Regions from separate parts of the Mus musculus genome. Here region 1 is linked to region 2. The links are chromatin loops, found by intact Hi-C in ENCODE. Cell type or tissue: left cerebral cortex. All regions are shown on one strand. Each heading gives the region's core, and the rest is flanking DNA. Links, peaks and the distances in the headings are about the cores only.

Region 1 (12,283 bases), core at 2,965-10,964, 56 kb before region 2:
TTATTGTTTCACTTTTATTAAGGCTACCATTCCTTAGTTTCCCAATATATCAAAATGGGGCTGTTGACTCGTCTTAGGTTTACTGGTTTCAAGGTATAATGAAAATACCTGTGTGACCATGAATTTGGTAATCCGTTCTGGAAGTCGACTCTTTTCACTGGACAGAATCATTTCCAACATATCTCCATGGAGCTTTTCCATCACCACGAAGACTCGTTCTGGGGTTTCAAACATACACTCCAGGTTTACAATCCCAGGATGGTGCAGATTCTGCAGAAGTGGAAGGGTGTTTGGGTGATCAACTTCAGTAGAAAACTAGTCTTAGCATGAAACCACCTAAAAGACTACAACGATTATATGAAGATACAGAAGGAAAGGAAAATATTTAACTCTCACCCTTCCTTTTGTATTAGACAAAGACCATTAACAGAAAGGCACAACTGGTCCAAACACTGACCATGGGGTACGTGACACTGACCGACATACCTAGCGTGTACCAATCAGTAAATAAGGTATTATGTGGAAATTTTGTTTTACAAAGTACTTGTGTTTCAAGTTCACACTACACTCTATCTCCCATTTAAAGCATGTTAAAGTTCATCTTTAAACTATCTACACATATAGATTTTGCTGAGTTTATACACTGTCAAGGAATAACCAAAGTCACAATTTTGGACACACACAAACACACACACGAACTCCCTCCCTCAAATACCTGTTTTAGTGAAAGCTGAGTATCTAGAGACAACCTAAAATACCTAATTGTACACTGATACAAACAAGCACTATTCACTGTGTGCAGTAACTTTAAGTTCCCAAGTTAAATATTCACTCTAGGGCTGTTTGTGATCAAAGCCAAAGAGAAATTAATACCTAGATGAAGATCTTTATGTTCATATTGTCTTCTGTATTAGTTGGACAGCAAACAAGATTTCAAAAGTAAATATGAAAAACATCAACAATATACTCTTTTTTTTTTTTTTGATTTTTTGAGACAGGGTTTCTCTGTGTAGTCCTGGCTGTCCTGGAACTCACTCTGTAGTCCAGGCTGGCCTCGAACTCAGAAATCCGCCTGCCTCTGCCTCCCAAGTGCTGGGGTTAAAGGCGTGCGCCACCACACCCGGCTAACAACACTCTTATACAGAGCCTATGTAAATAATATTAATATTCTACCTAACGCTGACTTTGCTGGAAGCAGGCTTGATCTGAGCTGGGGACCGACTGATCAGGGGACTTCTGATTATCCCTCCTCTGAAAACATGAAGTAGTTGCTACTTACCAGCAATAATAATGTAAGAAATGTACCACTGACATTTGCTTAAACTCACAAAGAAGATAAAAATATTAGGTCAAAAGAACAATGCAAGCGCTTTATGTGATTTACATCTGCTAACATATCTTTAGTAAGTTGAGCATGGTGGTGCATCTGTAATCAAGCACTCAGGAGATTTAAAGCCGGAGGACCACCAGGAGCATGCGATTTATCTTGGGCTACCCAGCAACCCTTGGTGTCAACAAAACCAAAACAACAAAAATCCCAACCAAACAAAACTAAACAGCACCAAACTTTTACTGAAGAAACGCAGCGCAGAGACCTTGAATTAACAGAACAACATCTTACTGCTAGAGGCACACTTCGCTTTAATTAGTGTTTATTTTTAGAGTAACTAGCATATTTACATCGTATCTGAAAATCTGATGAGTAAAATAATGACATGATAAAAATACAGCAGAAGGATCAGTATCTCTAAAGGAATTTAAACTGAATTCCCTTTATTATTTTTAGAGATTTCACTCAGGAAAAAAAAGATTTGAATCAAACTAGCTTTAAAAGTAAAATCACAGCAGGGTGGGTCTTTAAACTTTTATACATTATAATCTTCAGTATGCAAAAGATCCAAAAGACCCCCAAACCTATCCTTTCTGCATCATCTGAAATATTCATTCGAAGTCTCACAAATCAAACTCCAGGCTACGGGAGCCACCGTTAAGTCCTACCTGTAAAATGGCCACTTCGTTCCGGAGCTGACTCTCTTGCTTTGTGGGGAACCTCATTTTATCAATCACTTTAATAGCCACATCCCTTCCCGTCTTTCTGTGTTTTCCTGTCAAAGAATAGAAAAGAATCAACTGGCAGCTCACATATAACAGAAAAGCTGGGTTGACAACTTATCCACAGACTGAAGTTTTATTTATTTATTCTTACATCTTCTGTTCATGTTCTTTTCCACATTCTAGGAAACATGATGCTTTCCTCTATTGTACTGCCTGTAATAAAGGCAATTTCATGACCTGAAATGGCATAACACCTCCATGGCCTGCTTGCTGAGAAGTAACAGATCATAGTAAATAAGTGACAGTTTTTAAACGCCCTGACCAAGTCTTCGGAGTCTGTCAAGATGGAAATGATGTACTAGTGACTTTTAGTCTAGGTTCACCAAGTCAGCAGCGTGGTTAAGTACAGCAGACTCTCAAGCTCCAGACCTTCAACTTCTAGGTATAAGGTAAGTACATAACAGTGTCTCATTCACCCATTGAAACAAACGAGTCACGCTGGACTAACTAAGTGGGGTCACCGTTGAAGAGGTGGGAACAGCAGGCACATTCTTACCTCCATTTAACACACGGGACTTGCTCTCCACCTGTTGATTAACTTGAAAATTACAACTGTTTCAAGGGCACAGCCCTAAAATCCTGACTGCTTTAAACGACAGGGGTTGTCTGGTACTTCAGACCAATTACCCTTCCCTCAGTGAGGTCTTCCAGAGACCTCACTAGTATAAAACTAACAAATCTGAAGTTGCAAACCACAGATGTGTGCATGTGTAAAACCCACACATTTTTCTGGGTGAGGCACAGTTCCAAGCAGATACTTGGAAAACAAAACAGCCATCCTCAAGGCTACCCTCAGAGTTCCGCAGGAAGATGAGAGAGACCCAGTGTTACAGGCTCTCTGGCAGGAGGATGCCCACCGTAAGGCAGGGGCATGGAGGAAGCACAATGCAGATACTCAGATGAGCAATAGGATGGTCAGAAAACACATAGAGAGGTGATTCTCAACCTGTGGGCACACGCCTCTGGGGGGTGGTGAACGACCTTTTCATTGGGCTCATTTGCATATCAGATACTTACATTATGATTCATAACAGCAAAATTACAGTTATAAAGTAGCAACAAAAATAATTTTATGGTTGGGGGGGGTCACCATAACAAGAGGAACTGTATTAAGGGGCCATGTTATTAGGAAGGCTGAGAACCAGTGCAGTAGAGGTGGTCCTTCAGTTGAGGCTGGAAACAAACACATGCTAACTAAAGGACGGAGAAAGGTGCAGAGGTCAAATACAGAGGCATGCAAGCACGCCTTGAAGAAATAAAAAATGAACTGTAATTAGACTGGAGGTTACATAAGCAGACTGTAGCAGCCTGCATACTCTAAGAACAATGGACACGGACCACAGGCTTCTGAATGTCCTAATACTAACATGCGGTGCTGATGCTCTGAAAGGCTCACTCCAAGAGTGGTGTGAAAGAAGGGGAGGACTGAAGGTGGGGTCAAGGGTTCACATCCTATCTGGGGTCACAGCTTACAGTTATGTCATGGGCACGTTTGTTGTAATTAAGTCCAGTAAGCCTATGTGCAGTGCAACTCAGTTTACTACCTTCATTAAGCCGCTGTCAAGATTTTGAGATACAGATGCTAAATGGTTTAATCAGTGTTCTTAACCGCAGGACAGAGCAAGAATTCAGTTCTTCAGACCTGAGAAGATGAATGCTGACCGTGCATTGGAAACTAGTGGGAAACATACTTCAGTGAACAGTGCACATAAGCCAATACAAACACATCTTTACGTACGAGCTGCTGCAAGAAGACATGAAGACTACTGTAGAAGTAATCTCCTGACCCTGCCACTCTTAGTTCTGCTATGGAAATGAAGAGAGACTTGGTTTTAGTTGGGAGCATATGAACCAGCCATTGAGGAGGAGAGCACTTAACAGAACTGTGAGCTAAAAGAATGTCAGCTGTCGTCAGAGTTTACAAGTTAGAAGATATGTATGTAACAGGCTGTCATTGCTTACCTCCATAAACAATGCCAAACTGGCCAGAACCAAGCACCTCGTCCGCAAAGATCTGGTAAACGCTGCTGATGTCCTAGAGAAAGCAAGCAAGCACAGTGTTCTTCATCAAGCAAGCACAGCAACGTCGCTGACTCAAACACTTAGTTTTAATTTCATGTTAGAGGCAAAAAAATTTATGAAGCACAAAATATTTTATGAAGCAAAGGCTTTTTGGATTTTAGAGAAAGTTAGCCTGGCCTTACACTATGATTCAATATGCAACTTATATATAACTTATATACCTTATTCTTTAAGAATACCCTTAGGAGCTGGGTGTGGTGACACATGCCATTAATTCTAGCCTACCTTCTAGGCATAGACAGGCATGTCTGTGAGTTCAAGGCCAGCCTGGTCTACATAGACCTGTCTCAAAATAGAACCAAACCAACCAACCAAAAACCCTTCAGGGAAAAAAGATGCTTTGAGTTGAAAATAAATTTCATATTCAGTACTGACCTATAAAAAAATTAAGAACTAAGTTTTACCAAACACAAGACTGCTATCTTCGACTTAAAACATAAAAACAAAACCACAACAAAATCATTAGGCTAGGGTGATAGCTCAGCTTGTAAAGTGCTTGCTGTGCAAAGATCTTAGTTTGATACAGAACCTAGTTTTAAAAGAAGTGTGTGGTGCTTCATGCTTCTAATTCCAATGCAGGCAGGTGCGAGATGCTGATCCTGAGGCTGCTGGCCAACTGCCTAGTCAGTGAGCACCAAGCTCGTGAGAGACAGCACGCACACACGCGCGTACACACACACACACACACACACACGCACACGCACACGCACACGCACATGCACACACACACGCACGCACGCACGCATGCACGTTCCACACAGGGTGGAAGTTGCTCAGCAGGAGCGATGTCTGAGTTTCCCACATGTTCCTGCGACTCCTTGAAGAGTCTGGACCTGCCGAACACTGCATTAGATTTAAATTTGCCAAAAGAACAGAGGCCAGGGCAGTGGCTAGGCTACGTCCCTGTCTTCATAGAAGTTCTAACAGGTGACGGTTCTCCCCCCACTCCTTCTGAGTTACCTCATCAGGCAGGGTTTTCACTGGAGCATGGTGACAGTATGGTCAGATATGATTGGCCGAGGATTTAGGGGCTTGGGATTGGCTCACACACTGCCTATAAGCTTATGTGTACTGCACAGTGCTGCACAATAAACTCAGCTCTGCACCCTGATGCTGCTCTCCAGAGTCTGACTCCCAGGATTCGGGGTTCATCGTGTGACTCCATCACCTCTCACCTTCTGCCCTTGGTCCTGTTCCCACACTTGGGGATATAAACTTAATCCTGGTAAGATTTTCACATTAATTCCCTTATTTTAATTATTCGGTCTGCGCACATGGGATGTAATTATTACTTACGACATTCTCCTGAACCTGACAGTTAGACACGGAGATACTGGTAGCCAGATCTTCTGTACATAGAATGGAATATAAGAAAAACACAAAATAGTTAGTATATGACTTAATATTATTTCTTGGAAATCCATAGCTTATCAAACTTAAAATTACATCAATATAGATAATATATGCATTAAAATGTTATATACAATACTAACCCATCAACAAGAAACTGAGTAAATAAAATATGACACATCCACACAAATAATACTCTAAATATTTAATAAACAGCATAGATCTGTGACATAATGTCCTACTAAGGGCTCAGTATTAGAGCATCTGCCTACTATGTGTGAAGTATGAGGCCCTGCATTCAACAAAAGAGGAAAAAGCAAGTTCCAGTGTAGCAGTGTTTGAATTAAACTAAAAATGCTACTTCTGGTGAGTGAGTGATGTAGGCTCGGGAGCGAGGACTGTAATATTTGTATCTATACTGCTTATATTGTTTTAAAACACAAAAAGCATGTATCAGGACAGATGGCTCAGTGGTTAAGAATACTGGCCGATCTTTCAGAAGACCTGGTTTGAGTTCTAGCATCCATTGGGTGGCTCACAACCATTTGTAACTCTAGTCTCAGGGGATCCGATGTCCTTTTCTGGCCTCTGGGGGCATCGTTCACATATGTGGTACACAGACATATATGGAGGCAAAACACCCATGCACATTAAAAAAAAAAGAATTCATTACTTTCATTAAAAAGTTTAAATTAGATAAATTTACACAGTGGTAATGAAATATGCCTTCTATGTATTAAGAGTAGGTAAAAGGAATTTATAAAAAAAGACCTCAGAGTATATGACCTTATACTTCGAAAAAGGAAAAATAAAACAATGTAGTAGTTCGTCTGGACTCCCATCCTCCCAAGTCCTTCCCCAGTTAAGACATCTATAGCAAGTGGCTGACAACGGTCTCTTGAAGGCAGAGACAGGACTGAGATGGGATGGACCCTCATGTATCCCGGGGATTGCCTCAAGTCAGATGACATAGTCCCACAAAGTTTTGATGAGTTACTGTGGTAAATAAAGAAAGCAATAAGAAAAGGGAAATATGGAAACAAGACCAAAAAGCCATTAAGACAACCCAGAGAAACGAACCATGATGATTCCTTCACAACTGCACATACTAAAACACAGGACAGCACTAATATAAGCAAATTCTTCATTTCAAATAGTAATTCAGGTTGGGGAACGGCTTAGTATGCAAAAGCATTTGGATCCAAGTTTAATCCCCAGCACCTGTTTTAAAAGGCCAAGTCTGGCCTTGTGCAGCTTTGTGCGGTGCAGAGAGAGGAGGATTAAGAGAGCTTGCTGCCTAGTCAGTCTAGCCAAAGTCTAGTCCATTTCAGTGCTCTCCAGGGAATCAGCAGCGAATAGAAAAGGACCTGATACTCTCCTCTGGTCTTGTCCTCAGGTGTACACGTGTGTACACACACACACACGAGAAACTCTTATTTAAAAATATTAAGCCACTTCAAAAATATTTTATGTCATTCAAATCATCTTTTTTTTTTTTTTTTTTCCCCTGAGACAGGGTTTCTCTGTGTAGCCCTGGCTGTCCTGGAACTCACTCTGTAGACCTCGAACTCAGAAATCCGCCTGCCTCTGTCTCCCAAGTGCTGGGATTAACGGCGTGTGCCACCACTGCCCAGCTCCAAATCTTCTACTTTTTTAGGGAATAGTCTTGACTATGTAACCTAGGCTGTCCTGGAACTCCCTATGAAGGCCATGTTGGCTTCAAACTCAAAGACATCACCTTCCCTCTACCTCCTGGAGTGCTGCAATTAAAGGAGCATACCAGTACACCAGTAAGTAATTTAAAAATTTAAGACTGATCAAGGAAAAGCACACCAGCAAAATGACTGTGCCTGCCAATGCCTTTCTAGTGGTTTGTTTCCTAGTTTCATTATTTTCTTTTCTCTCAATGGCCTCCTCTATCTGGATCCATCCAGCTTTAATTTCTCTCAGTTTCAGACAAAATGGGAATATCAGTTAAGTCTTGGGCACGCTGCCCAGTGCACTGTGTGTATTTATTATTCCTCCCACTTTGGATGCAGAACACTGGAGCCCAAGATCACACAGCATGGTGAGCAGCAACTGTGTGCATTTTCCCTCATCTCCCCTCTTACTCTAGGATTCTGCCTTAGAGACTTTTAAGCAAGCCTTTGGAAGTTAAGAATAAAATGTGCATGTATGTCTCTAATGTTTCTGGGGAAAGGCTCCTAGTTTTGATGAAATGCTAGTGCTGTCTAAACTGCCCAGAACGTAAACCCTGTTAGCCATGCATCCACCCACCCATCCCTCCTCAGGCGTACCAAAGGCTGCACATGACTCCAGCCTTCACACTCGTGATTACACCTGTCTCCCCAACAAAAGCAGCACTACCCCTTCTACCTTTTATTTACCTCTGCCTATCCTACCCTTGACTGCAGGCCAAATTCCAAATCAAGTTTTCTACTATGAAGCCCTGCTTCTCCTAGCCACACCTCAGTGTCTACAGTAAAACCTTCCTGATTTCGTCCCTGCATTGCATCTGCTGCTGCTTAACAGTCAAGTACTCATCTCCCCTAAGTAGCGTCTATCATTTCTCTCTTGAATTTTAGTTTTAGACCTAACGTAATGCATGAAACAGTTGCATAAAATAATACAGGTAAGCTGAGATAAATTGCATTTGGAAAGTGGCTGATACTTATTTTAATATAAATATATTTGTCCAATGATGATGTTTCTCTATAATTCTCTATGGATATAATTCCAATAAGGTAAAAGCTGTATTAGACTCTAATATTTTTTAACGATTAAATAAATATTCATTCAATTTGGGTTTAAAGTTTTGTTGGAATAATAGTATTCTTTAATATTCTCTCCCCCACCCCAAACCCCATTTTTCCTGAGTCAGGATCTCACTATATCCCTGGCTGATACTCACAGACCAGACTGGCCTCTAACTTATAGATCTACCTGCCTCTGCCTCTTCAGTGTTGAGATTAGAAGCGTGTACCACCATGGCCACTTCAATATTTTTAAATTTCTGTCGTAATTCATTTAAAAGTAACATCATTCTGACCTATCAGATTTTATGAGTATACTGTAAACATGATACTTTATGTCAGCACACGCACACACACAAAAATCCCAAAACAAAAAGCAATTCATACACACTAAGCTGCTAAGCACTGTGGTACTATTCTTTGTCTTACAGACTGGATCCACTCAACGCTAACAATTCCACAGTAGCTACTATTATAGAACAGCAAAAAAATTACCCACCTCAGATCTGACAGCAGGCTGGGAGATGCAGAGTTTAAATGTAAGGAGATGAAGGTAGCTAGCTGTGAATATATATATCCTGGAGCCAACACACACACACACACACACACACACACACACACACACACACACACACACACACACACACACACAAATACTCTCTCTCTCTCACATATGTGTATATGAATGATACTCAGCATAACTTCATAAAGGTATTAACTAATGGTATTGGCAATTAAAGACAAAACTTAAGCATTAAAGATAGAATGAAATAGCACAGCCACACAAGTGTATCTGCAAATGTTTAAAATGAAACGAAGCCACCAATGTGCTTCCACTTACTGTGGTCCTTCCCTTGCCCCGGAGAAGTGCAAACACTTGCTTGAGGAGTGACAGGCATGAGGGCCTGGCGAATTGCTTTTTCCCAGCTCTGCGCCACATCTAGTCCCACTCCAGTGGCAGCGAGAACAGGATTATGAGAGCTGCTCCCATTGTTCTCACCAACAAAGTATACCACGGTATCGGTGATGATTTCAAAACAGTGTGGGTTACTGCCTTGTGAAATGCTGGTGAAATCTTGCGGTGAAGATACACGGAGAATTTCTGAAAGTGGAATTTCCTGTAGTAAAAAAGTTGAACACTGAAAAACTATGAATAAACACTTATCTTTATTTCTAAAATACACTAGAAGCAAAGATAAGCATTTCTATGAATGCCACTAAGTCCAACACACTATACAGCATATGGATTAGGCAGCCAAGTATTATGGTATGTCTGTCTTAAATGACTTGACTGTTCAGTAATGCTAGAGGCAGGTCACGGAGTGTTAGACTCGGGGCATGGGAGATGTGTAAAGTGCTTACAACCATGTGGACCTGTCAGGTCCCCAGAGCTAAGGGGTAGCAGGCAGGGACAGATGGATCTGGGAAAGCTCACTGGCCAGACAGTCTATCCAGAACAGTGAGCTTATTCCAAAAAATAAGGTGTGTGTGTGTGTGTGTGTGTGTGTGTGGGTGTGTGTGTGTGTGTGGGTGGGTGGGTGGGTGGGGGTTGAGAGAGGCTCAGTGGTTAAGAGCACTTTCTACTTTTGCAGAGGACTTGGGTCCGTTTCCCAGCATCCACGTGGCAGCTCACAACTACCTGTAATACTAATTCCAGGGGACCCAATACCCCATTCTTGTAACTAAGGGCATCAGACATACACATACATTCAGGCAAAACACTCATACACACATACAAAAACAAAAAACAAAACAAAGCCTTATACTTCAAAAAAGAGAAAGAAAGAAAGAAAGAAAGAAAGAAAGAGAGAGAGAGAGAGAGAGAGAGAGAGAGAGAGAGAGAGAGAGAGAGAGAGAGAGAAAGAGGAAGGAAGGAAGGAAGGAAGGAAGGAAGGAAGGAAGGAAGGAAGGAAGGAAGGAAGAAAAAAAGAAAGGACAGACGGACGGACAAACGAAAGAGACATCTGGCATCTGCCTCTGCCCCTACATAGATACTGTGTGTGCACAGGTGCAAGTGCATGTACACACACACACACACACACCCTACACAATGAAATGCTATAGCAGGTCTTCACGATGTTGGAAGAAAAGCATCTAGCAGGATAGTCTGCCTCCACATCCAACACCTGCAGACTAACGTCTGTCGGTACCACTCATTAGCTGCATCTCCTGTGACCACACTTCTGGAAGCATAACCCTTAAGCTGAGCAAGCACAAATAATGGCTGGGGGCTGGAGAGGTGACTCAGCACTCAAGAGCACTGGCTGCTGTTCCAAAGGACCTAGGCCCAATTCTCAGCACCCACATGGTAGCTCACAACTGTCTGTAATTCTAGTTCCAGAGGATCTGCTACCCTCACACAGACATAAATGCAGGTAGGACACCAATATGCATAAAATAAAAATAAATAAAGTTGCTTAAGCATTCCTTCTCGTCCATACATTGGCCTAAATTATTATTTAACGTTTAGTCCAAGTAATAGGCCAAAACCAGACAACTTATTTATTTTTTTTGGTGTGTAGTGTGTGTGTGTGTAAAATGGAAGTGGAGGGCAGTTGCTTCAACAAGGACTTAACGATGACCTCTATTAGGCAGTCATAATAAGTACATTTACATAAAAATGAAGTTAACCATACAAAACTTTACGAAACAAAAAAAAATCAGTATCACAATATTTTAACATTTTATAAAATGCAAAATCCTTACCTTATAATACTTTGATCCAGATTCATTTTGAAACAATGTTAGACATTTACTGTCAAGTCTCCAATAATGTCTCTTTCTCTATTGAAAACAGAAGTCAGAAAAGGTGGCTCAAAAGTAATTCCTACTTGCACTTTCCCTTTGCCATCCATTCTTCTATTCTGAGTAGTTTAAACAATGAGGTTTAAAATTTTCAAAATATAAAAAGGGAATCTACTGAAGTGTATCACTCCCACATTGACTTATATCCCATTTCTTACTGTTACCCAAGTGAAGTTAGGTTTTAGGGGGTCCTTTCATACGAATTTATGTAGGTACACAGAAGTAGCTGTACATCATTCATTCACATGCATAGATTTATATAATTTACTTCTATGCTAAATTTCTGGATGTTGTCAAAAAATAAACAGAGCTGCTCCCCAAGCACAGACAGGCAAGGGGTTCTGAGGCCCCAACCATCCCTATTCATCCAGTTCCTGGATACAGAGCCCCAGAGCCATACTTCTGCAGTTCCCCTAGCTCCAGGAGCTGCCAGGCTTGCGCTGCAATCGAGCTACATCAGAGGGTTTTTGTTTGTTTTTTTGGGTCATGGACAGCAGTCTGTGGACAGCTACATAATTGGTCAATGTGCTGAGAACAAGACTCAGTGCTCAGTCCTAAATGGGACCCTGATACTTATGCCATCACCACCAGGGCTCAGGCAACATCACACAGGAGGCAGAGAGAGCCAGATGGGGAGGGTGCTGTGAAATGCCATCTTCAGGGAATGAACTTATATAAGTAGCCGTGGTTACCTATGGTCTATACATGATCAAGCCAGACAAAATCCTGGCATGGGTGGAGTAGATAATCTTTGGGTCTCATCCCTTAATGAGGAGTCACTAACAGTGGACAACTGCTGGGGGAGGGAGAATCATTCTTTTTTTTTAAGAAGTGGTCACTGGTAGGTTTTCATCCTCCACTGGGAATTTATCTGCAGTACTCACTAAGTGAGTGGCTATCACACACATACATAGAAGATGTGAAGTTGAAAGGGTGATGTGCTGGGGGGACATGGAGAAAAATGGAACATGTACGATACTTCACATATATATATATATAATTCTCAAAAATAGAGAAAAAATTAAAAAGATATAAAAAGACTGTTTTGATGGTGTTAAATTAAGACTTGACCTAATTCATGGTCTTCTCCATTGGGGTGATGTAGCCGCAGGGGTAACTACTTAGACAAGTGGTTCTCAACTTCCTAACACTCTGACCCTTTGCTACAATTCCTCAAG
Region 2 (12,283 bases), core at 1,875-9,874:
AAAAGAAAAAGGCATAACCCTTCATGGCTGAATGGAATGGCTCACAAGAGATGAATCCTTCTAAATTCTTTGTAGTCATAAATAATTACAATGATGAAAACTCAAAGCATTCGAAGTGTGTGCAGAGTGGAAATGAGTATATGGAGTTAAATTAAAACGAATGAGATGTATGAAATGAAGAACAAAACACAGAGATACAGAAATACAAATGCGAAAATTCAGAATAAAATGAGTCTAAAATAACTTAAAGATACAAGCACTGATAGTAACATTTGGGCAAATGGCTAGAATTCAAACTCCTACTTTATAGCATTTGATGGTAATGTTTCACTAATATGCCTCATGATACTTTTTTTTCAATTAACAGGGAAATATCCTTTTTGCAGATGAGAAGACCAAAGCACAAAGTGCTAGAACAATGTGCCTAGTATCACATGGCTATGAACAGAGTGGGGATTAGAACCCAAGTCTCATGCTTTCTTACCAGTACTGTTTTCACAGTAACTCCTGCTTCTTAAAGATAACAAGGAACTGAGAATCACAGTTTAGAGAGGAGGGTGAACAATTACACAGAAAGAATTGCTCAAACTGTATCGCACTAATAGTCTCCCAACAGTTTTCAAGCTAACTCAGAGAACTGAAACTTTGTGAATACAAGAGAATTAAATGACTTTATTTTTTAATGTCTTTTCTTTTGAATCTAACTATGTAGCCCAGGTCAGCTTCAAACTCATGTAGCCTTGGATGATCTCAAATTTACAGTCTTTCTATCTCCACCTTTTCAATGCTGGGATTCTAAAACTTTGTGTGAGTGCAAGTCTCTGGGCCAGGATGCAGCTCATCCCATACAGCAGGGAGCAAGTTTAACCATGACTATTGTGCAATAACCTGCAGAAAGAGCTCAGGGTGAGAGACCACGGCCTGGGATGGGCAGGGCTGCTTCAAGTGCAGAGCACCAAAAAGCAGATAAGCACAATCTAGAAACTACCAAAGAAACTAAATATCCTTTGCCAGGGGCTGGAGAGATGACTCTGAGGTTTAGAGCTTTAGCTGTTCTTCCAAAGGACCCAGGTTCAATTCCCAGCACCCACATGACAGTTCACAGCTGTCTGAAACTCCAGTTCCAGGAGATCTGACACTCTCACAGACATATATGCAAGCAAACACCAATGTAAATAAAATAAAAATAAATAAATTGTTTTAAAAAAAAGTAAAGAAAACCTTTAGTCAGATTGTTATTCAAATTATTTGTGAATAGCTAGAGGATAGTATAATGGTCATATCAGCCTAATTTCAAGCAGAACAAGAAATGCTAAGTCCATCACACGTATAACTTCATAAAGTCTAGACTTCTCAAGTGGAGGAAGTAAGTAGTGACCTTCGCTGAACTCTTACTATCTGGGATCTGACAGACACGAGTCTCAACCCCACGTAGGCGCACCTCATGAATCTGCACAACCAGCCGCTTTAGAGTTGAGAAAGGGAAAGTTCAGAGGTTACTCACTCAAGGCTGCTACAATCTCACGGAAACGGTAGTCAAAGCATTTCCCTACTGTCTCTGTAACCGCGCTGAGTTTGAGCTGGGCATCAGTGTGGTAAGGAATCTGCTGTATGTCAACTGGCATGTGTGGAGTCCTTGGGGAAATGTTCCCAAGCCACTCTCAGCTCTGTCTTTCCATGAGATGTGAAATGGTAAAGACAAAGACAATCTGCTTATGTCATCTTCAGGTTGAACAAAACTGAGCAGAGGTGGTAAAATTAAAGTGAAACTCAACAGAGATAAATTCCAAGTTAAATGTGCAACATCAGAATGAGGGGAGATGCTGATCTGGAAGCCATTCATGAGGGTGGGCTGTGTATCTGAGGCTTAAGGTAAGTGCTGTGAATATAAAGGGCTCACTCAAAGAACTAAGACAATCCTAAAACCTCTGGACATTGGAAAGCCATAGCATTAATATGCACACTTGTTAGCCTATGCTACTATAGACTGTACATTCAAATATACATACATATATAGAGATGGATAGAATATACAGAGACACACACACACACACACACAGAGAAAGAGAGAGAGAGAGAGAGAGAGAGAGAGAGAGAGACTATTCATTCTATAATCCATATCTTTAGAGTTACAGATTTTTAGGTTTGGGAAGAAAACAACTGCAAACATCCAGGTAACCATGAAGATAAGGGCATGTGCTACGCCGCATATGCCAATCAGAATGAGTGGTCCTCAAATATCTGAAGAAGTATTAAGGCAGAGCTGTTTTTAGCTCAGCTTTACTTGAGAGATGTACAAAGAAACTGGCAGCAACACTTGTGGGACTCCCGGGTTATAAGGACGGCACCTGCCAGTTACTAATGACAGCATCTGGCTTACTGTAGCACTCAGACCATTCAGAAGTTTTACAGCAATTAGATAAAAGGTGCCATTCTACTAAGTCTACTTTTTATTATACCACTTGAGGTTAATTAATAGTAACAATCTAATAACACACTTGATTAATTTACTAGAGACACACATTCCTTATAAACTATATATAATTTTGTATAAAAGTGTTTTTTTTAAAGCTTCAGCATGAATAGAAATGTAAGAACCTGTCTTAACAGCTCCCACCCACTCATCCCATCTGTCTTCTCTCTCCTGGTTTTGTTTATGGAATTGGTTTGATCTGTAAGAAATCTAACAATTCTAATTTATATAAACTTTGGTGTGCTGTTTAATTTCTTTGTATTTATGCTTCAAATAGAAAACAGTTTATAAGTTAACAAATAGTACATCTCGTTGATATATAAATTGTGTATTAGATATGTTGTTTCTAATAGCTATGAGAGTCTCTAAGCCAGAACAGTATTGTCTAGTTGTCAAGAATTTATTAAGTTTAGTTGGCATTTTTTTCCACCATTCTTTTAGACCGTTGTCACATATCTCATTCAAATGAACTTACAAATTCTGTCACCACTGAATGGAATCAAAAAGTATTTTGAGCTCAGTGCACCCAAACAAAGTAAAACAAAAACCTTGGAGGCCAGGTGACTGGGGTAACTGGGCTGTTATATTTCATGGTAATGTCACAAGCTGATCTACCTTTTCCCTCCCTGCCCTGTCACTTCATTGCCATACATTATGCGCCAATCTCAACCAAGTCTCTTCAGAAGCTCTACCAGCAGGAGTTTCATTCAACCTTGATACTTGCCAGAGGACTAAGAAAGACACTGAAGTTTCACAGCAGCAGTAGAAAGAGACATGGCCACTGCTCTCTCTGGAACTCACAGACATTAAACAAACATTTGCATAAGTAGCTAGGTAATTACAACCTATGAGATACAACAGAGCATATGCCAGGGAGACTTAATTCCAGTGGGGTCTCAGGGAAGGTCTCTATAAAGAAACAAGTAAGAGGATTCCAGAGAACAAGACACGTTAAATACTACAAGGAGGGGCTCTCATTATTTAGGGTAACCAACCTTCTATGTGCATTCTGCAAATGTTAACATGAAGAGTAAAAAAAAAAAAATGCTTTTCCTTTGTAATACCATGTTTACGTGACTCCCAGGGGTAAAGGGTTGTCCAGGTTTAATTTCACTTTGTGTACAAGGAATGGTAATAAAGTTTTATCCTGACCCTCGTGAGGATATGCACATGTGTATGGCATGTACTGTGTGAGCATGTAAAGAAGCATGGGAGCTTTTCCAGTGACATGCCAGTACACTGAAGTCAATATCCACGCTTTACCTCGAAAAAGGTCTGACTTTGCTTAATGCTTGTACAGTATACAAAAAACTCAGGTATATTTGTAGATTAAAAAAAAATCTGTGGCAGTCTCTCCATCAATTGCATATTCCAGAAACATTCCCTCAGATTAATAGAAGACTGTCTTTCTAAGAGCTTAGCACTCTGCTAAATTGTTCCTTCTACAAGTCTACTTCTCCGGGTAGCGGTTCACTCTCTGCCCTTCCACCGTGTTGGAGAACAGAGAGAGGGCACACCAGGCAGCTTCTCTGCGCAGGCACTGAGAGGTGTATCCAGGTACCGGCACATCAGTCTGGCAAAGCAATACGAAGCTATGGATAAGCTTGATATATCTTCAGCCCTGCACCCGTAGTTTCTAAGAAATCTGATTGGCTAATTGCCAAAGCACAATTCTCATGTGCAGCCACTGTAAGTTCACCACACGAGCAGAGAAAATGTTTTATCTACATCGAAATTAAAACTAAAACATTTCTTAAGTACCACATCCCAGTTTTTCCTTTTAAAATGACTGCTTCAAAGAGGCAAGTTCTGTTTGAATTACATAACCCAAGAGACTCAAGAGATGTGATTATTAAATCCAATTATGTGCCTAATCAAATTATATGTAAGTAATTATACATCAAATCCTGAATGAGTGTCTTTAAAAACAAGCAGTGAACTCCGCTATGGTTAGTATTTTTGCCAACTTTAGAATTCTGTTGAAAACTGTCTGTCCCTTCTGTGGAAAGTACACTTTAACAACTCTCTTTCCCTCTATCTTTATGTATGAGGTGTTTTCAACTCCTCTGACTTTTAAAGTTTAACTTACTGTGGCTTTTGGTGTGTATAGCAGTGTTTAGATGACAAACAACACAAAAACAGAAAGAAATGTCTATTTTAAACAGGTCATCTGATAAAATAGCTTATACAATGTGCAAGATTAAAGGCTCATGGCTATAAAACCTCTTTAAGGGATTGGTGAGGGGGTAGGGGGTACTAGAGAGAGTGAGGGGTAGGGCATCAGAATGTATGAAACTGCCAAACACATTTAAGAAAAATTCTTTTAGTCTTAACAGTCCTGAAATGTGAACTGCCCTGGCTTATCAAAGATGCCTCCAAACCCATATTCTCAGGCCCATGACATTTATAAACCTATCCTATGAAGCAAAACCTATTGTAACGGTTCCCGTGAGACGTTTTAAAAATAATATATTTGCAAAAACTTGAAACAACTTTCTGGCTAAACTGCTGTTTTATCCCACCCCAGATTATAACTGGGAGAGGAAATGTTCTTCTAGAGCAAATGTTACTCAGAACTGAGTCTGGCAACTTCAGGGATGCTTTCTTGAAGCAAATCCGTAGGCTTGTCTACCCGCCTGGCATTAAAAGTTTAAACTCCAGCTGAACAAAATCAAAACTGCTAAAACTGCAACATCAGGTACAGAGTAAAAGTAACTTTTTAGTGTAATAACGTTTTTCTAGGACATGGATGAAAGTATCTCAAACTGTTGCTTCATTTGTGCCTACAGGTTTTAAAGGCCCTGTCCTACAAAGTAGTACTTCATGTTGAAACTTATCCTCTTTAATCAAAGATGACACCGATAGTCATATTTCCTGTGGGGACGGGCGTGGTTGAAGGGACAGTTACATCCATGCCATCAATCTGTGTACGGAAAAGTCTGCAGGTCGCCTGTAGCCTGATTTATATTCGTGCTTGCTGACAGCACGGCCTATACTTCTGATTTCGACGATGTGAACTAAAATACCCGACACGCAATCAAGTAATGTCGTGTGTGCTCATTATTATTATTATTATTATTACTATTTTATTGCTCCACACTCGCGGATGTTTCAACTCAGGGCGAAGCTCCCCCAGGGAATGAGAACGACTTGGAGCGAGGCTGCAACAGGCAAGCCTAAAGGCAGTCAGGAAACTGGGGTCACTATCCTCCAAACCCCGGATACTCGCCCCTTCCAGCCCCAGGACCAGGAAAAGTGCAGCAAAGAACCGGGAAGGCTCACTGCACCGTGCCGCCGGCGGCAGGATTAGTTGGCGGGGCTCGGGAGAAAGCGGGTCCCCGAGGGCCAGGGCGCGGTGGGTCACCAGCAGCAGCCGCGCGACTCCAACTTGGCCTCGGCGCGGACCGCGGAACTTGGCCGCGCCGGCGCCCCCGGCCGCCCGCGGAGCACCGCCCCGACTTCCCGCCCAGCCGCGGCCGCCGCCCAGCCCCGCGCGGGTCCGAGTCCCGCCGCCGTCGCCGCGGCCGCCGCATGCGGTGGGGGAGGGGCCGCGCCACCTCAGCCCGACGGGTCGGGAGAACAAAGCGGCAGCGGCGGCGGCGGCGCGAACTTTTTTCGGTGTCTGCTCCGCGCTCCCTCCAGCGACTACTTACAGAGGCGGGCTCGGCTGTTCTGGAGAAAGTCGGCGCGCGCCAGCGTCCGCGTCCCGGAGCAGGAGCCAGCGAGGCTTCACGCGCCTCGCACGAACCCGCCCGCCCGCGCCCCTTCCTCCTGCCCTCCCTCCCGTCCCGTCTCGAGGCCGGAGGGCGGGGGGCCGGGGCGCGCGGGCGGGGGCGCGCGGCCCGCGCGGGGCCTGCCGGGAGCTGTAGTTCCCCGCCGCGCGCGGTTGGTGGGTCTGGCTCCGAGGGGGCGCGCGGAGGCTCTGCAAACCCGCAGAGGTCCCCACCGGGCGCTCGGAGCGCGGGCTTGAGCGCGACTGGAAGGACGCGCTGTACTCGAACCTCTCACTTTGCTGTCCCCCTAGGCGGGCGCTGGCAGTCGGTGACAAGAGGTGACCACCTGAACGCAGCGTCCAGAGTGGAGGACCCTCCTTTCCAAAGTTGTCCCTTTCGGCGTTCCCGGGGGCAGCTGTCACCCAACACCCAGAGCTACACAGACACAGTCCTTCACCGGCGCCACAGCAAAACTTGGAGACGCCGCTTGCACGTGCCTGTGTTTCCTCTTGTGCACCTTAACACTGGTGCGTTGCCCTCTCTACCAAAAGAGCGGTCGACAGTCATGGAACCTCAGAGAGAAGAAGCCCTGTGTGTTAAATTATAAATAGTTGATGAAAGAGAAACATCTGCGCGGTACAGTCACTGACACAAAAACTAGATAGTTCTTCCACGTCGACGTTTTATATCTTCAAAGTAAAATATATTGTCATAAAGGCCACTCGTCTGGATGCAGAAAGCGGGGTGGGGGGCAGCTTTTGAGAACATAGGGGAGAATTAATCTGGGTACAGAATCTGTAATATTAATGGATAGTCCTGGATTTGAAATAAGTGAGACCTCTCCCTGCCCCCCCAGGGATAGAAATGGGAGACCGAACCCACTCACAAGGTCACTGAAGAGCTAAAGCACTGACCATACTACTAGCTGCAGCCTCGTCTCCTAGGGAGTGAGGCTTTTAAAACAAAACTGTGTATAATCTTTTTCTACAGGGAGCGTTAAGGGGTGGGAGGACATTTCGGACATTTCTCTGGAATCGGAAACTGCCAACATCCACTAAAATCTAAATCTGATTACATCTTTGTTCTTAAAGTCTTACCCAGACACCACTCACACTAATGCAGGCAACCCTAACTAAACAAAAAAGGTGTCAAAGGAAAGGGCCCAGTTCAGAAGGGGCTCAATTGAGTAGGGTATGGGTTGTGAATATGATCAAAATGGTGGTGGTGGAGGGCAGGGAGCGAGGGAGGGAGGAGAGGGAGAGAGACAGAGACTCTTTAAATATATTTTGTGATTCTTTTACTTTAAGATTAAAAGCAGATTCATTCCAGTGTACCCTCTTCTTAAGCGTTCCCTTGCCTAACTGCTCTCTTCTTTCTTTCTTTCTTTCTTTCTTTCTTTCTTTCTTTCTTTCTTTCTTTCTTTCTTTCTTTCTTTCTTTCTTTCTTTCTTTCTTTCTTTCTTTCTTTCTTTCTTTCTTTCTTTCTCTCTTTCTCTCTTTCTCTCTTTCTCTCTTTCTCTCTTTCTCTCTTTCTCTCTTTCTTTCTTTCTTTCTCTCTTTCTCTCTTCTTCACAATAGATGTTTTGGCCCAGCCAGGAATATCTTCTCTCAGCAAGACTCGCAGGATCTCATCAGAGCAATTTGCATTCAGTTTGAACCAACTCTAGACTTCCATTTTCTGCTGTGGCCCTTAAGAAACAGTTACTTTTCATAGGTGTAACTTTCTCAAAGAACTAAACTGCTGCTCTACAGAGATTTAAGTGTTTATGCGAAATACATACTTTACACATAAATATTTCATTGAGCTGAATTCTCACTGTTTCGCTTTTGAATTCCTTTCTCTAGTTAAATCTTTCAACAGGTCGTTTGAGGCTACTGTCTTCTCACCTGAAATCTTGCCTTTCCTGAACATAAGCCACAATTTTCCTGCATGTTCTCTTCTGTCCTAAGGGATGAACATTGGTTTTCTTAAGGAGTGTTCATTATCCCTAAGAGAACTACAGTCTGAATGTTCAATGAATGTTCAAGACTTCTCGGGTTGTTTTTTTTTTTTTTTTTTTTGGTTTGGTTTTGTTTTTAATGGAAACAGGAGTTTGTATCTTCTCCTTCACTGGCTTTGGTTGTAAATCTTCCTGTCCTCACGTTTAATGTCCCCTCTTGTCCTTAATGAGATAATCATTTACATGTGTGAACCTAATACAAGCAAAGAGGGTCGGTGTGGTTATGAGTTGAGAGAGCAGAGCTTCCTGATTTAGAATCCTAAATGCAGAAAACCACCACTTGCTGAGGACTTGCTAGAGGAAGTAGCCATTATTTTAAAACTTCAGCTGGGTTTGATTTATTGTACATGGCTACTGGAAACTCATTTTGTTTGGGTCTTTTTTTTTTCCATGACCCTGGAACACAGCTGAAAATTTATATAGCATTCAAGCATCAACACAGAGTTAATAAAATGATCATGGGGGGGGGTGCTGTAGGCTCTTTATTGGTAGACACACTAGTTACAGTCTTTTAGCACCCCACCTGGTTCCATTACAGTTATCCTAGAACAATGTCAGTGTAGGTTACTCCAATAGATGTTTTATTAGTCTGTCCTAGACTAGCTCGAACTGTTACGTTCATGCTGGTTAAATCCATCTTCATCTCTGATTTTGCACGCTGTAATTGCTCTGTCTCCTGATTGTCCCATAGACAACTCTCGGGTCACTTACCACATTTCTTTGCGTCTTTATTATGGATCTGCCCTGGCCTCTCCTGAACTTGTGGAAAAACACGTTTCATTGTTATTCATTCATCACTTAGCACGGGGCTTAGTAAATGTTTGTTTTTGAGACATGGTTTCCCTGTGTAGCCCTGGCTGTCCTGGAACTCACTATGTAGATCAGGCTGGCCTCAAACTCAGAGATGAACCTGCCTCTGTTGGGATTAAAGACATTCATTAGTTCCAAGGGTTTAGTAAATTTTTAGCTGAACTAGAAAACTTTTTCTTCATTATCGTGATTATATTGGTTAGCTTATAGTCCTAAAACATCAAATGCTAAACCCTGCAATAGTTCCCTACCCTCTTCTAACAAGGACCAAATTAATAGGATTCAAAGGCTGGTAATAATACCACCATTAATTGCATACCAGCCCTGAGTCAAATATAGTCATTCTTTTTTATATAGATTTCTCTGTTTATTCTATATTACCTATTTTTATTAACAATACTTTCATTAGCTTTATATTTTTCATTTAATTTTATATACAATAACATTGATAACAGTGTACGTATTTATAAGAGCATATCATAAAAGAGCATATATGATCATTTGACAAATAAGAAGACTAGGAAAAACTAATTACTAAAGGGAGAGATAGTCATATGTTACACCTAGGTTTTCTATCTTTTTCTTACAAGTTAAAATTCAGGTAATGGGAGAAAGGACACAATTATCTTGTCGTCTTTCACAGGGATTTCCGTTTGTCTTTCTGGCTTTCCCATACAGACAGGTAATTATCTTGTCGTCTTTCACAGGGATTTCCGTTTGTCTTTCTGGCTTTCCCATACAGACAGGTAATGTGTAGATGCTTATGGGTTTCTTAAAAGTGGAATTAACATCAAGTCCCCTTAGACAATGGAGTCCTGGGTTTTAATAAAAAGCTCTGTTGTGAAATAGTGTCAACTAGTTACAGCCCAAGAGCCAAACTGAAAAGAACAAAGCTATTACAGGCTTATCACGTCTGGACTGACGAAACCATAGAAGTCCAGACTTTCTCACCACGTGAAAAAACTCAGAATATCCTGAGTGGAGGGAGTTGGGGTGGGACTTTGAGTGTAGTCAAGTCTACGTTCTACCATTTACCTTAATCTTATCCAGAATTAATTTTGCTCAAAATGAGGGGGGAAATAATTTTATACATCATAGGATTCTTGTGAGAATTGACTGAAGAAAGCAGTACACATGTGATTAGTCTGCCTTGGTATGTGTCACACAACCAAGTGACACTTCACTGGAGTGAGTGTTGACTCTACCCTGTAAGTTGTCACAAGGATTAAGTGGAAAAATGCTCAGAAAGCATTTTTTTTTTTAATCGCCAGCTCGCAGAAAATACACAGCAGGTACCACTTAAGATACCAATATAAGTCATATTAAAGAAGTTTGTTCATTTGTTCTCTCTCTCTCTCTCTTTCTTTTTAAAAAAATCTTGTCGGAGAAACGAGTTGCTGAACTTGATTCTGTGGGTGTCAGTTTTAAAGGACAACAAAAAGCTAAAGAGGCCCAGGATGTAGAAGGACTTCCTTTCTGTTTCATCAAAGGAAGGTCCCATTGCTACCCTCGGGTGGCCAGAACCGTTGCTGTCTATGCTGCTGGCTGCCGGTGTTTTGGTGGACTATAAAATCTCTGAGTAGATAAATAAATACATTCATTGGGTTTTATTTTTACTATATTCAGACTGTAATGACTTGTATGTTTTATTTTAACTTGTACTCTGATTATACCTCAAACTTAAAAACTTTCAAGTATCGACAGACACACATTTGATTATTTAACTTGATGTTAAACTGTCCCAGTTCCTTTAATGACGATGGCAGGCTTAGCTGAAGTCTGGTTGGTTTTGATTTAGCCTGTTTGGTTTTGTCCCCCCCCCCCCCAAGACTTCACAGCCTTTGATTTGTTGATGCCCTAAACATTTGAGAATCACTTATGCGTCTCAAACATTTGTGCAAGGCATTTGATCTGAAGGGGGAAATAGCTCTTGTTGAAATTATTAACTGAAATATAGACTGACCTATAGTATAGAGAAGTGTAAAAAGGTATAAGCAGAAGGGAAGCGAGAGAGGTTGAAACTGCAAGAGAAGTTCGTCTCATGTGACCATGATGAGATAAACAGGCCTGTGCTGTCAGCGACAGCAAAGAAAAGCATATGGAGTCGTGTACAGTGCGTGAAACTTAGTGATAACTAAGGGATAGCAATAAGCTCTGTGTCACGGCTTCTGCATTCACCATCCTTGCTTGTTCCTTGTTTACTAACCCATTGGTGCTGAGGGCTGAACCTAAGAACTCATAAATGCTAAGCGCCAATCACTGATATTATTTTGGAGTGCAATAATTCTATTTATGTATTTTTTTAAAGCTTACTATAAAGCGCTACATTGTGTTTTGCTGATGGCAACCTCGTGTGTCTCATAGTTACAGTGTCTCTTGGTTTTTCTTGTGCTGGACTGAGTGTCCTGTTGGTTTTGTTTATCATAGCCCTAGGAGAAATATGACATACCAAGCATACCAGACCTATAAACTTACATGTGGGTAACTGGAGAGATGGCTCAGCAGTTAAGAGTACTGGCTGCTCTTCCGGAGGACTGGGATTCAATTCCCAGCACCTACACGACAGCTCAAACTATCTATAACTCCAGTCCCAGGGCAATCTGACACCCTCACACAGGCACCCATGCAGGTGAAACACCAGTGCACATAAAAATCAATCATAAAAAAATAAATAAACAAACAAACCCAAAACAAACGTATAAGTGTACTTTGTAGTACCAACTACACTTGTGAAGTCTGATGTTTGTGGAGTGATGAAGTCACATAACACTATACTTTTAGAATATTGTCTTGTCTTTAAGGGTCACACAACTAGATTTATATTGAGAAGGTATGCATATATTTAAATAATACTACTGTATACTAACTGAATGATCTGGTAAACACAAGTAATCCTACAGATATGCGAGTAGTCATGCTGCTTGTCTATTATTTCATATTCCTCTCATATTTTCAGCCTGTAAAAACCTTGAATAATAATTTTTACTTCATTTTATATATAATGGCACCCATTTTCTGTCTGAGACATTGTCTTATTTTCTTTCTTAAAATCACAGTATTTATTCATGTGTGTGTGTATGTGAGCGTGTGTGTGAGTGTGTGTGAATGTGTGTGAGAGAGAGTGTGTGTGTGTGTTTATGTACATACCTGCATGTAGAGGCCAGAGGAATATATCAGGTACCCTTTTACATCATTTTCTGTTTTGTTACATTGACACAGGATCTCTCACTATACCTGGAATGACATTGGTGGCCAGGTCCTCCTTTCTCTACCCTCCATAGCATTGGG

Evidence for each region. Peaks named below come from ENCODE experiments on the same cell type or tissue, not always from the same donor. Only the 100,000 strongest peaks of a DNase experiment are listed, where the experiment ranks them.
Region 1: a loop joins it to region 2, with 2.1 times the contacts of the local background. A loop is called at or near these places in 3 of 42 quality-filtered maps.

What each region holds. Positions count from the first base shown.
Region 1 is chr17:78,957,034-78,969,316 of GRCm38, forward strand. Prkd3 (protein kinase D3) reads right to left here. Exons shown (of 19, transcript NM_001171004.1): 10 at 11,007-11,084; 11 at 9,142-9,418; 12 at 5,494-5,546; 13 at 4,078-4,150; 14 at 1,999-2,105; 15 at 109-270. Among named protein-coding and RNA genes, the nearest start is that of Gm41622, 21 kb to the right of the region's middle. In left cerebral cortex, for the core only: no CTCF peak of the experiment used is centred there; a DNase peak (open chromatin) is centred at 7,541.
Region 2 is chr17:79,014,559-79,026,841 of GRCm38, forward strand. It overlaps Prkd3 (protein kinase D3), which reads right to left and starts at 6,258. Exons shown (of 19, transcript NM_001171004.1): 1 at 6,127-6,258. In left cerebral cortex, for the core only: no CTCF peak of the experiment used is centred there; a DNase peak (open chromatin) is centred at 6,268; H3K4me3 peaks cover 2,062 bases; H3K27ac peaks cover 905 bases.